Regions from separate parts of the Homo sapiens genome. Here region 2 is linked to region 1. The links are chromatin loops, found by intact Hi-C in ENCODE. Cell type or tissue: PC-9. All regions are shown on one strand. Links, peaks and the distances in the headings refer to the core of each region. The heading gives the core; the rest is flanking DNA.

Region 1 (5,225 bases), core at 1-5,000:
CTCCCAAAGTGCTGGGATAACAGGCATGAGCCAACGCGCTTGACTTGCACATATATTTTTAATGTGTGAGTGGGTGCATGTCATAATTCCAGATGGAAATTTGTCACCACAAAACATAATTTTTATTTAGCTGATCTTTCCAGGTTTCTATTTATAATGGAATGAAAAGATGAAGTTGGGCTTATGAATCAAGACAAACACAGGCCCTGGTCATTGTGTAATTCCATATAGTATAATTTGTTTGCAATCTTTCATTCCATACACCTACAATACAGCTCTAAAAATAATGCTACCTACAATATAAAGATATACTTTTTTTCCAAATAACCTTCAAAAATGTCAAAATATGCAACAAAAATATTGTATCATATCTAAACCCTCAAATAAGCTACATTTAAACCAAGCCTGCCTGCTTTTGAAAGTTTCCTTGAGAGTCTAATAACTTAGATAAGCCTATTTAAAAATAAATACATTCTGACGACTAACTGGAGAAAAAAAAACCAATGTGAGAAAATTAAATGTAACATTGGTATGAGGAATCAGAATTGGAGGTAGGATATCTTTTCTTAATAGAGTTGGTTCTCAATTATTCATGGTGACGAGAAACATGGAAAACTTCATTTAACTATGAACACTGGACATATTCGTGGTCATTTGTTTTACCACATATATTTCAGCAGAAAGCTTTGACACACTATAGGAGATTCTCTGTAGTGGAGTTCTCTTACAGAATCCCTCTATGATCACCATCATCCATCCTGGACATCCCCATCTGGTCAAGGTAAAATATGAGATAGTGGTATGACAAAAAATATAATAAACTAACCAGCTCAGAACCTCATTGCTTCCCAAATCTCAAAAACACAATTTTGGTTTTCTACTTTCAGTATTCTGGATTTCTCCTCAAATACACGATACCCCAGCACTCCATCATAAGGCATCCCATTGTCTTGGCAATAATATTAAGCCTTAGAGAATATAGACTACTCAAGATCTAAAAAAATAACTAGTAAAGAAAATTCAAAATTTGGTGTCAGGCAAATGAACACAAATTAGTTGAGGTATATAATGGCAAACTTTCACTTGTTTTTCTTAGCTTTGTTTTGAGCTGTATTTACTGTCAAAGGTATAGAACAAGTAAGCCAACTTTTTTTTTTTTTGAGACAAAGTCTAGCTCTTGTCCCCCAGGCTGGAGTGCAATGGTGCAATCTCGGCTCCCTGCAACCTCCTCCCGCGGAGGCCTCCTGGGTTCGAGCGATTCTCCTGCCCCAGTCTCCCAAGTAGCTGGGATTACAGGTGTGCACCACAACACCCGGTTAATTTTTGTATTTTTAGTAGAGATTGGGTTTCACTATGTTGGCTAGGCTGGTCTCGAACTTCTGGCCTCAAGTGATCTGCCCACCTCTGCCTCCCAAAATGCTGGGATTACAGGCGTGAGCCACCATGCTTGGCCAAAAGTTGACAATATTCTTAATCACAATCATTTCTATGCAAAGAAAGAAAAAAAAATTTGTTCTGAGAAACAAATCATTCTCTCTAGCACTTTTCTCCAATTGGCCATAATTAAATTTTGCGACTGAAAATACATTTTCTATTTATTAGCCATGTATGACAGGTGAGTGGAAATGGACTTCAGCACCCGTTGTATACACTGATTTGTTATGAAAATTATTTTTTCAAAGAAAATCACTGTGCTTTCAATTTATTAGTAGGCAACATTGCTTATGAATATATTGTGGAACAAAAACCGTTAAACCCTAGTCCTCTGGAACCTTATAGAATCTCAAAACTCTACTGAACAAAGGTTCGGTTGCTATGGCAACAAATGAATCAACACTATCATTGTAGAATTATAATTTAAATGAAGAGCACTCCAGAAGATAGTAATTTGGTGCCTGTTCCTTTGTTCTTAGCCCATCAAAATAGTTGTTGTTAACTACTTCCTCTCTTTTTGTTCTTACTACTTTAATAAAGGGTCCTATTTCCTGACTACGTTCTCTTTTGGGAACCTTTCTCTCAAAGGACTCTGTATGAAGCCTCAGTAGCTTAAGGTGACTACCATTCATGAAAAAAACCAAAATCCCCAAAGCCTAGAAAATATATACACTTCACACACAGAAATGCTGTACTAATGGGGCATGCAGACTGTTTAAAATGAAACAGCCTCTCTCTAGAAAAGCATACCAATTATGTGGCTAACATTAGGGCAACAAATTTTCCCTTGCCTTCCTTTTGCATATGCCTGTCATTTTCCTCCTATAGTTTCCATTCACTGTTTCAAACATATGTTGCCACTTATTTGCCAGGAAAGGAATCTCTGACCTACTCCCTTTATGTATCATGAAATAGCAGACGGAATGGAGCCAGTGAGAGCACCATTAGCAGTTATTCACACTTCTGTTTTCCCTTAACTTCCTTTTTTTTTTCTAAAAGTTTATTCCACATATGTGAAGAAGGATGTGTAATCACAAAGACATCCATGACTCATGCTTTATAATATGGAACCGTGGCAGTTCCCTGCAGAAGCAAATGGTTCCCTCCTCCAGTGAGCCACATGTCTCCTCTACAAAAAGACTATCTTTACAGCTTAGAGCTTGACCAAACATAGATGATGGGTTCCTTTGTCCAGCCCTGACCAAACATCAACATTGTTTTCTTTTCTAGCAATCACTGCTAGAGTTTAGCCAACATTTAACCAGTCTTTTAAGGAGGCACCTATTCTATGGGTGAAGGCTGCTAGGGTATTGTCCTGAGTCAACAGAAAACTTGATGGAGAGTAGTTAAAAGGAAGAGGTTTTCCATCAAAGATGAAGGAGATTAAGGAAGACAACATGTGGAAGTGTGGTATTACATGTACAGTGATAAGAAATGAATGTTTATTTCGATCTGCACTGATTATCCCCTTTTGGTATACGAAAACCAATCTATAGGTTAAAAAAAATTACCATGGGTTCATAGTTATGCTATTGTGAACTAAGTTCCCTAAACTATATCTAGCAAACACCACCAGGAACTTGGCCTCTTCTGCAAAAGGAGATCAGCCAAAAAATAAGCTCTTGCCCATGAGCGGAAGGAAATACAGTACCTTGAATAAGCCACAAATATTACCATTCATATGTTATGGGATACATAGTAAAAAAAAAAAAAAAAAAGTCCTGCTGACTGAAAGCTCACTAAATATATGAGACCAACTGCAAAGCTAGTTGGATTATGATTCATTCTTTAAAGAGGGATGTTTTCAGCTTTTCCAGCAGTGAACATGGGTGACTGCAAGTTGCCTAAAAGAACATGCTATCATGCTTGAACCTGAGACAGCTAAGAATAAAATATAGTTAAGTTTAACCATCCTGGCCACTATATATATATAAGCATTCTCTGGGTTATGAACACCTGAGTTGTGAACATTCTCTCTATATAAAAAGCCAGCCTACACCCTGTTCGAAGGATGGCACCTGGAGGGCAAGAGTATTTCCAGAGCTACTTTTCTTCAGGTTAGTTGGCCTGAGGCTGCCATGGATGTGACAGGGAGGTATTCACCTGGAATCCAAAGTGGGAACCTGGAACACATTTGTTAATTAAATATCATGTTTCGTGTAACACATAGGGTCCCAGCTAGTCCACAAAAAGCTAGCTGACCTAAATATAGCTTGAACTCTATACGTTTGCAAGAATATTGTTCTCTACTCCGTACTGTAATAATAGGAGTACATATAAACCTTGTGAATTATGCTATTATTGTGCTACAAAATCACCATACTATCACAGTTACCTAAATGGAGTTTTCAGCTTTATTATGGGTTGAGTAAGCTTCCTTGTGCTAGTCTGGGAATCAACTCCATAATTAATAATATCGTTTTTATGAGGAAATATCTTGAAACAGTCTTTCTGCAAGATAGTAAACTTCCTACATTTAAAAAATTAAAGTATTCACTTTCCTCCTTGCTGTAAGAAAGCAAATTGCCCTAAGATCTAAATTCAGAGTAAATTCAGCATTATCCTACATTTCTTCCATGAGCAAAAGAAATAATAAGCAACACAGACTTTAGAAGTATCAAAAAACCAACCCAAAACAAAAAGGTGACAACTAAAAGTGGAAACAAGAAAATAGCACACCAGCACACAAAGCTAATGGGGCCAGTGAATCCACCTCTGGCCAGACCTGGCACCAGACTAGCTCCTGTTAGGCACCCACAACAGATGAACAAATGGGGCAGATCTTCACCTGAACTCCTAAGTGCCACCTTCTCTTACACCTTTTCAGATACAGATCTTCTCCCTTAGCACTGAAAGAGTATTTTATTTATGTATCTTATGCAATCTACTTAGTTTTTAACCATCCTATCTCCTTTTCTATTAATACCTCTCCAACCAACTCCTAGCTGTAATTGTCTTAAAGCAGGAGATTTGTCTTACTTTCTGCAATATCACAAAAAAACTTTGAGTATCATAGCAGAGAGGAAAGAAAATTTACTGAAGCTATTATATGCTGGTTCTATGTTAACTGGCCTTCCTCCTCCAAAATGTATCTCACTTAACATAGCAGGTCCTTAATAAATGAATACTGAATATCTTGACACCCAGCTTCAAAAAGAAGAAAACTGTAGAGCAACTCACAGAAATATTTGTGGATTTGGCAAAGGGGGAGCCAGATTTTTTACCTTCAAAACGTCTTGGGTTGGGGTGGAGGGAAGTAAAACCTAAAGATATTTTTAAGTATCTCTATATTTGATAAAGGGATGCTGGCAAACAAAAATCATTCTCAATCAGCATGAAACTATTTCTGCTCATCACAGAAAAATAAATTATCTGTAGAGTATAAATGATTTGAGATTAAAGCAATTGAAGATTACTTTAAAATAGCTAACTTTAAAGGAATTAGCTATCTGCTTTTGTCAAACAAATGATGTAATTCTTAGATACCTACATGATAGTAAAAAGATCCATAAAACCTCATACCTTAAAAAACCAAAATCTAGTCTTAGATTGAGAAGACTTCAAATTCTATAAAATGAACAATAATATTTGTTACTGTTACTAAATGCCTATTAAAAAATGTCTAGATGCCGGCTGGGCGAGGTGGCTCAAGCCTGTAATCCCAGCACTTTGGGAGGCCGAGACAGGCGGATCACGAGGTCAGGAGATCGAGACCATTCTGGCTAATACAGTGAAACCCCGTCTCCACTAAAAATACAAAAAATTAGCCGGGCGTGGTGGCAGGCGCCTGT
Region 2 (5,496 bases), core at 286-5,285, 370 kb before region 1:
AAAGCATCCCCATTCTATAACCCATTCACCAAGCACTCTAAGAACAGAGCCTTTACTGAACCTCTGGCTCCCAATCCCAAAGTCTTCCTATTCAAATCCTCTTCTGGGGGGCTGATGAGAGTGCCAGGATAAAAAGGAGAAAGATTAGAAGAGGATGGAGGGAAAACAGAAATCACCGACCATGTTAGGGTTCCTCCATTCATGAAAATGAAACCAGCAAAAATACAAAGACACACCAAAGATACATCAATCCTACAAGAGAAAAAATGCTGTCTCTAGTAAACATTCACTCCATGTCCTCTGCCCATGTGAACCAGAGATTCTCACAATCCCTCTAACCTAAGAACTCCCCAGAGGCACCTTAACTGTGGAAACATTTCCCCTCATGGCACTCTATGAGCTGGTTACCGCCAGTTTATGACACAATTCACCGTTCCAAAACAGCAAACTTCAGGCTATAACCAGCTAGGTCACTTTCTGAAAAGTGTTGTAATGTCTGTCACTGATTCTTAAAAGGTGCATTTAATTAGTTAAAAACTTTTTTACTATTTTTCCAGATCTATTTTTCTTTTTTCTCTTGCCATTCTTGCAGGATACCAGAAGCAAAAAGACGTATTTTTCTGCAACTTCTCTCCAACCAGGTAGTTCTCATTCTTACTCTCAAAACAAATTAGTTGTCTTGTCTATGCCCTTGCTTATGCTGTTACTGTCAGGCCTCTGAGCCCAAGCCAAGCCATCGCATCCCCTGTGACTTGCACGTATACGCCCAGATGGCCTGAAGTAACTGAAGAATCACAAAAGAAGTGAATATGCCCTGCCCCGCCTTAACTGATGACATTCTACCAGAAAAGAAGTGTAAATGGCCGGTCCTTGCCTTAACTGATGACATTACCTTGTGAAAGTCCTTTTCCTGGCTCATCCTGGCTCAAAAAGCTCCCCCACTGAGCACCTTGGGACACCCACTCTGCCCGCCAGAGAACAACTCCCCTTCGACTGTAATTTTCCTTTATCTACCCAAATCCTATAAAACGGCCCCGCCCTTATCTCCCTTCGCTGACTCTCTTTTCGGACTCAGCCCGCCTGCACCCAGGTGATTAAAAGCTTTATTGCTCACACAAAGTCTGTTTGGTGGTCTCTTCACACGGACGCGCATGAAAGTTACTCCATTCAGAGGCCTTTCCCATCTCTTAATCTGATTCTGCACTAATATGTTAGCTCCAAGCCATGTGTGGATATTTAATATCTGAAATGTGGCTAGACCAAATTGAAATATAAGGTAGCTGTAAAATGCACATTGGATTTTGAAGACTTGGCACAAAAAAGATGTACAATTATCTAATTTTTTAAACAATGATTACATGTTGAAATATGTTAAATAGATTATTAAAACTGATTTCACCTGTTTCTTTTTAGTGTTTTTTTTTTTTTTTTTTTTTTGAGACCGAGCCTCACACTGCCGCCGGGCTGGACAGTAGTGGCTCGATCTCGGCTCACTGCAACCTCTGCCTCCCGGGTTCAAGCGATTCTCCTGCCTCAGCCTCCCAAGCAGCTGAGATTACAGGCACGCGCCACCACGCCCGGCTAATTTTTATATTCTTAGTAGAGACGGGGTTTCACCATGTTGGTCAGGCTGGTCTGGAACTCCTGACTTCAAGTGATCCGCCCGCCTCGGCCTCCCAAAGTGCTGGGATTACAGGCGTGAGCCACCGCGCCCAGCCTTCTTTTCAGTTTTAAATGCTGCTACTACATAATTTTAAATTACAATATGTGGCTTCTATTAGACAGCCCTGGGGCTTAAATCCTACTTATTCTTCAAAGCCTAGTTGAAACACTGCTGCTTTCATGAAGCTTTCCCCCAGTGACTCCAACTGCCCCAGCCCCCACCGCCAACCTCTCGTAACACTTTGAATCACACTCACAAAGAATAAGATTAATTTTACCTTGTTACACCTTCCCAACTCCAACATAAGCAAGTTGAAGAAAAAAAAACTATATCTAGATCACCATGAAGTTTTCCTCTGACACCTTGGAGAGCCCAGCGCTACGGTAATGTTTGATGTCTGCTAATGGAGAGCTGAATTTCTTAATTACTAATTATCTATCCCTTTCAACGATTTCCATTTTTTTCCTCTGGGATTAAAGTCGATGTCTATCAATGTCCTGTATTATTTTTAAAGTGCCCATGAGCTGTACACATACAATATAACGAACAAGCAAATCCAAAACTAATACATGTGGTCAATACACTTAGATCAACTGTAAAATTTAGACAAGCCTCTAAAGGTCCCTTTTTAAAAAATGATGTTGTACAACCTAACAGTGTATCGTGAGATCAACTATTTCAAAAGTAGAAGCCTTTCCCAAAGATTAACACTGGGTGAGCAGTTTACCAAAAAATTATTGGCGGTCTTCCCCCACAATCCCGAGTATAAATCAGGTAAGCATGCAACAGCTTGGGTGCAGTAAGAGCAAAGTCCCACACTGCATCCAAAGCTCAGAAATCGAGCTGTGAGAAATGTGGTAGTAGGGGAAAAGATGACTTGCGTGAAGGAGACGAACGATGAAAACTGTTGGAATGCAAAACGAGATAACAGCCAGAATAAAAAAAAGTATACCAACTAAGTGGGAGGGATTCTCCTCGGGTCAACCTCTGAACCCTCAGGCGAAGGTCGCAGTGGTCATTTCAAAACGTCTTTTCTTCACATTGTATTTTAGTGACTCAGATCTGCATCCAACAAACTTCCTTCTTCAGCCTACTCCAACTCCCACAGCCAGGACTCCGGCCAAACCCAGCCCTGAAGCCACCCACTCCAGCACACTTTGGAGACTGACAGACGACACAGGAGGACCGTTCTGAGGCCCAGCACCTGGATGACACCCCTCTCCTTGGGAGTCCCGCCCCAGTCCCTTGGGCAGAACCAGGCAGGCAGGGGGCACCCAGCTGGCAGAGGGGTAGGGCAGGGCACCGGACTTCGCCTAGGACCGGCCTCTCCGTTCCATGCCGACGCCAGACGGCTCCTCGGGGACCGGCAAGATGGTGAGAAGGAAGAATAAAGGGGCATTGGAAATTAGCCCCGGCTTTCACTCACCAGCCGTCGCCGCTCGACGTTGGCAGCGGCGGCACATCTTCTCCTTCCGCCATTGCTGTTGACGTCCACGTCACTTTGCCGAAAAGTGGATCCGGCGCTGAGACCAACTCCGAGACTCAATGTCGTAAAAGGTCTTCGGAAGTCCAGCACTGAGCTTCCCCAGAGGGGAAGAAAGAGGGAGGTGGCAAGGGACTGGAGGAACGCAACGTCACGGCGTCCCGAGGCCGAAAGGCAGCGTCTTGGGGGAGGAGACTTGGTGGAGGCAGCTGCCCCTCCAAAGACTACATGTCCCAAGATGCCACGGTGCCGCGGGCGGGGCGGGGCGCGGTGGACGCCGTCCCAGTTGGAGGCCTTGTGTGACAAACAGCGTGTCTTTTTAGCGTCCACTTAGCGTCTTCATTCCAGCTTGGCGTCGAAATTAACAAAGTTAGAATTTACAGTCCTAACTATTGGAGAAAGCAAGGGAAATGGGAATTGACATAGGGAAGGCGGACGTAGGAGAAGAGCCACAGTTCAGTAATTTCCTGCTGTAGCAATTTAATTTGAAGAAAGAGTGGGACGTAAGGAAAGGGGCAGACCACCCCTATTTGTGAGGCCCCGTCAAAAGTGTAAATGAAGGCCCACATACTTTTTGACTGAATATTTAAAAGTTGTAAATGAAGCTATATACTAAAGGAGATACGTTCTAGCCTCCTACCTTAAATATATCTTCCTAACAGTCTGGAAGATCAAGTCCGAATTTAGAATTCTAGGACTGGAATTCCAGGCAAGCAGAGCTGCCAAAATCCTTCTCTACGCGTTCCACTTCCCCTTTACACCGCATGGGCGGACACTTGGCCACCGCCGGGGCCTTGGGGTGAGCACACGCTCAGGAGGATGGACCTAAAGAAACGCTTTTGCAAGCCCTGAAAACAACAGTGATGAAGTAGAACTGCATGTAACAATATGGATACATCTGAAAAATACGCTGTTAAATGAGCAAAACAGATTGCAGACGGATAGGTAAAGTATGGTATCATTTATAGTTGGTGTTTAAAAGACAATATATTTAAAATAGATCCATATGAGTTTAAAATGCAGGAGAATGATATATAGAAAACTCGGAATGGCAGTTACATTCAGGGAAAGGGAGGAGTTTCCATGAATTTTTAAATATTTATTAAGGGCCCCAAGGTGGCCACATAGGTGGCCAGTGTTCTTTATAGAGTCTATACTTAGGTATCTAAAATGTTTCATAGTTTCAAAAACTATTTGTTTTAAATAGATACAAAACAGTACAGCTATCTCATTTACAACCAAAAACATGTTCACTCTCTTCCCTAAAGGGAAATAATACAGATCTGCATGGTACTGCACCCACTTCCAAGGCCCGGATCTCTGTAATGTTCAGTTCTCTGTTAGGGAACATTTCTTTTAACATAGAATGAGACTGTAGATGCCCTCTATCAAAAAGAATAAAAGACGTGAATCTAGGTCACATTACCATTCTAATATTCAGGACCTCCCCTGGGTCCCTTCAATTGTTGCCAGTAGATTTTCAGAAACTTTTCAGAAAATGGTTTTAAAACCTATTCAGTCATTGACATGAGAAGCAGTTGCTCACTGGTTAAGAAGATTCTAGTCCTCAATTATGATTCATTTTGAGTATAATTAAATCAGCAACTGCTTTATAGTCTCTGGTAAAATATTTTCCCATTAAAAATATGTCACTTGACATTTTTAAACAGTTCTTTATTCTGTCAAAATAAAGTGGAAAGTTCTGACTTCTATGTTCTTTAATGGAGCCAGAGCCAGCTTCATGGGCATGTAGTCTATGCAATAGCATGAGACCACATGCTTAGAAGAACTCTGTGCTTGATTTCATGCTCTGGTGTTGCCATCTTGAAATTCTTAATAATTTGGGAACAAGGAGCCACTGGTTTTAATTTTGCACTAGGCCTCACAAATTAGGGAGCCAGTTCTAGATAGGGTCAATATCTTAGTGATGTATAACCCATTGGGGACAAGATTTCAACCAAAATTGTTTAGCGATAGTGTCTTCTAGCGGATTTTTTTTTTTTTTTTTTTTTTTTGAGACAGAATCTCACTCTCACCCAGGCTGGAGTACAGTGGCATGATCTCAGTTCACTGCAACCTCTGCTTCCTAAGTTCAAGTGATTCTCCCGTCTCAGCCTCCCAAGTAGCCAGGACCACAGGCGTGTGCCACCACGGCCGGCTGATTTTTGTATTTTTAGTAGAGACGGGGTTTTGCCATGTTGGCCAAACCATTTTTCTTTATTATTATTTTATTTTTATTTTTCTGAGACAGGGCCTCACTCCCTCAAGTAGAATTTGTTAAATTCTAATAATGGACCTCTGCTTAAAACAAAACAAAAATGCTTTTCAAGAACTAGAGAAGATTTCATTA

What was found. A loop is a pair of places that touch in the nucleus more often than their neighbours do. Peaks named below come from ENCODE experiments on the same cell type or tissue, not always from the same donor. Only the 100,000 strongest peaks of a DNase experiment are listed, where the experiment ranks them.
Region 2: a loop joins it to region 1, with 4 times the contacts of the local background. A loop is called at or near these places in 2 of 110 quality-filtered maps.

Annotation. Positions count from the first base shown.
Region 1 is chr3:99,893,305-99,898,529 of GRCh38, reverse strand. The region is part of intron 1 of CMSS1 (cms1 ribosomal small subunit homolog); the gene reads right to left. All of the region lies in intron 4 of FILIP1L (filamin A interacting protein 1 like), which reads left to right. The region is part of intron 1 of LOC105374010 (a long non-coding RNA gene); the gene reads right to left. Among named protein-coding and RNA genes, the nearest start is that of MIR3921, 68 kb to the left of the region's middle. In PC-9, for the core only: no CTCF peak of the experiment used is centred there; a DNase peak (open chromatin) is centred at 2,479; H3K27ac peaks cover 1,264 bases.
Region 2 is chr3:100,258,665-100,264,160 of GRCh38, reverse strand. It overlaps TBC1D23 (TBC1 domain family member 23), which reads right to left and starts at 3,169. Exons shown (of 19, transcript NM_001199198.3): 1 at 3,090-3,169. The coding sequence starts at 3,142. RefSeq lists enhancers at 422-1,090, 2,428-3,096, 2,872-3,361, 3,097-3,765. In PC-9, for the core only: no CTCF peak of the experiment used is centred there; DNase peaks (open chromatin) are centred at 2,710, 3,270 and 3,888; H3K4me3 peaks cover 3,366 bases; H3K27ac peaks cover 2,312 bases.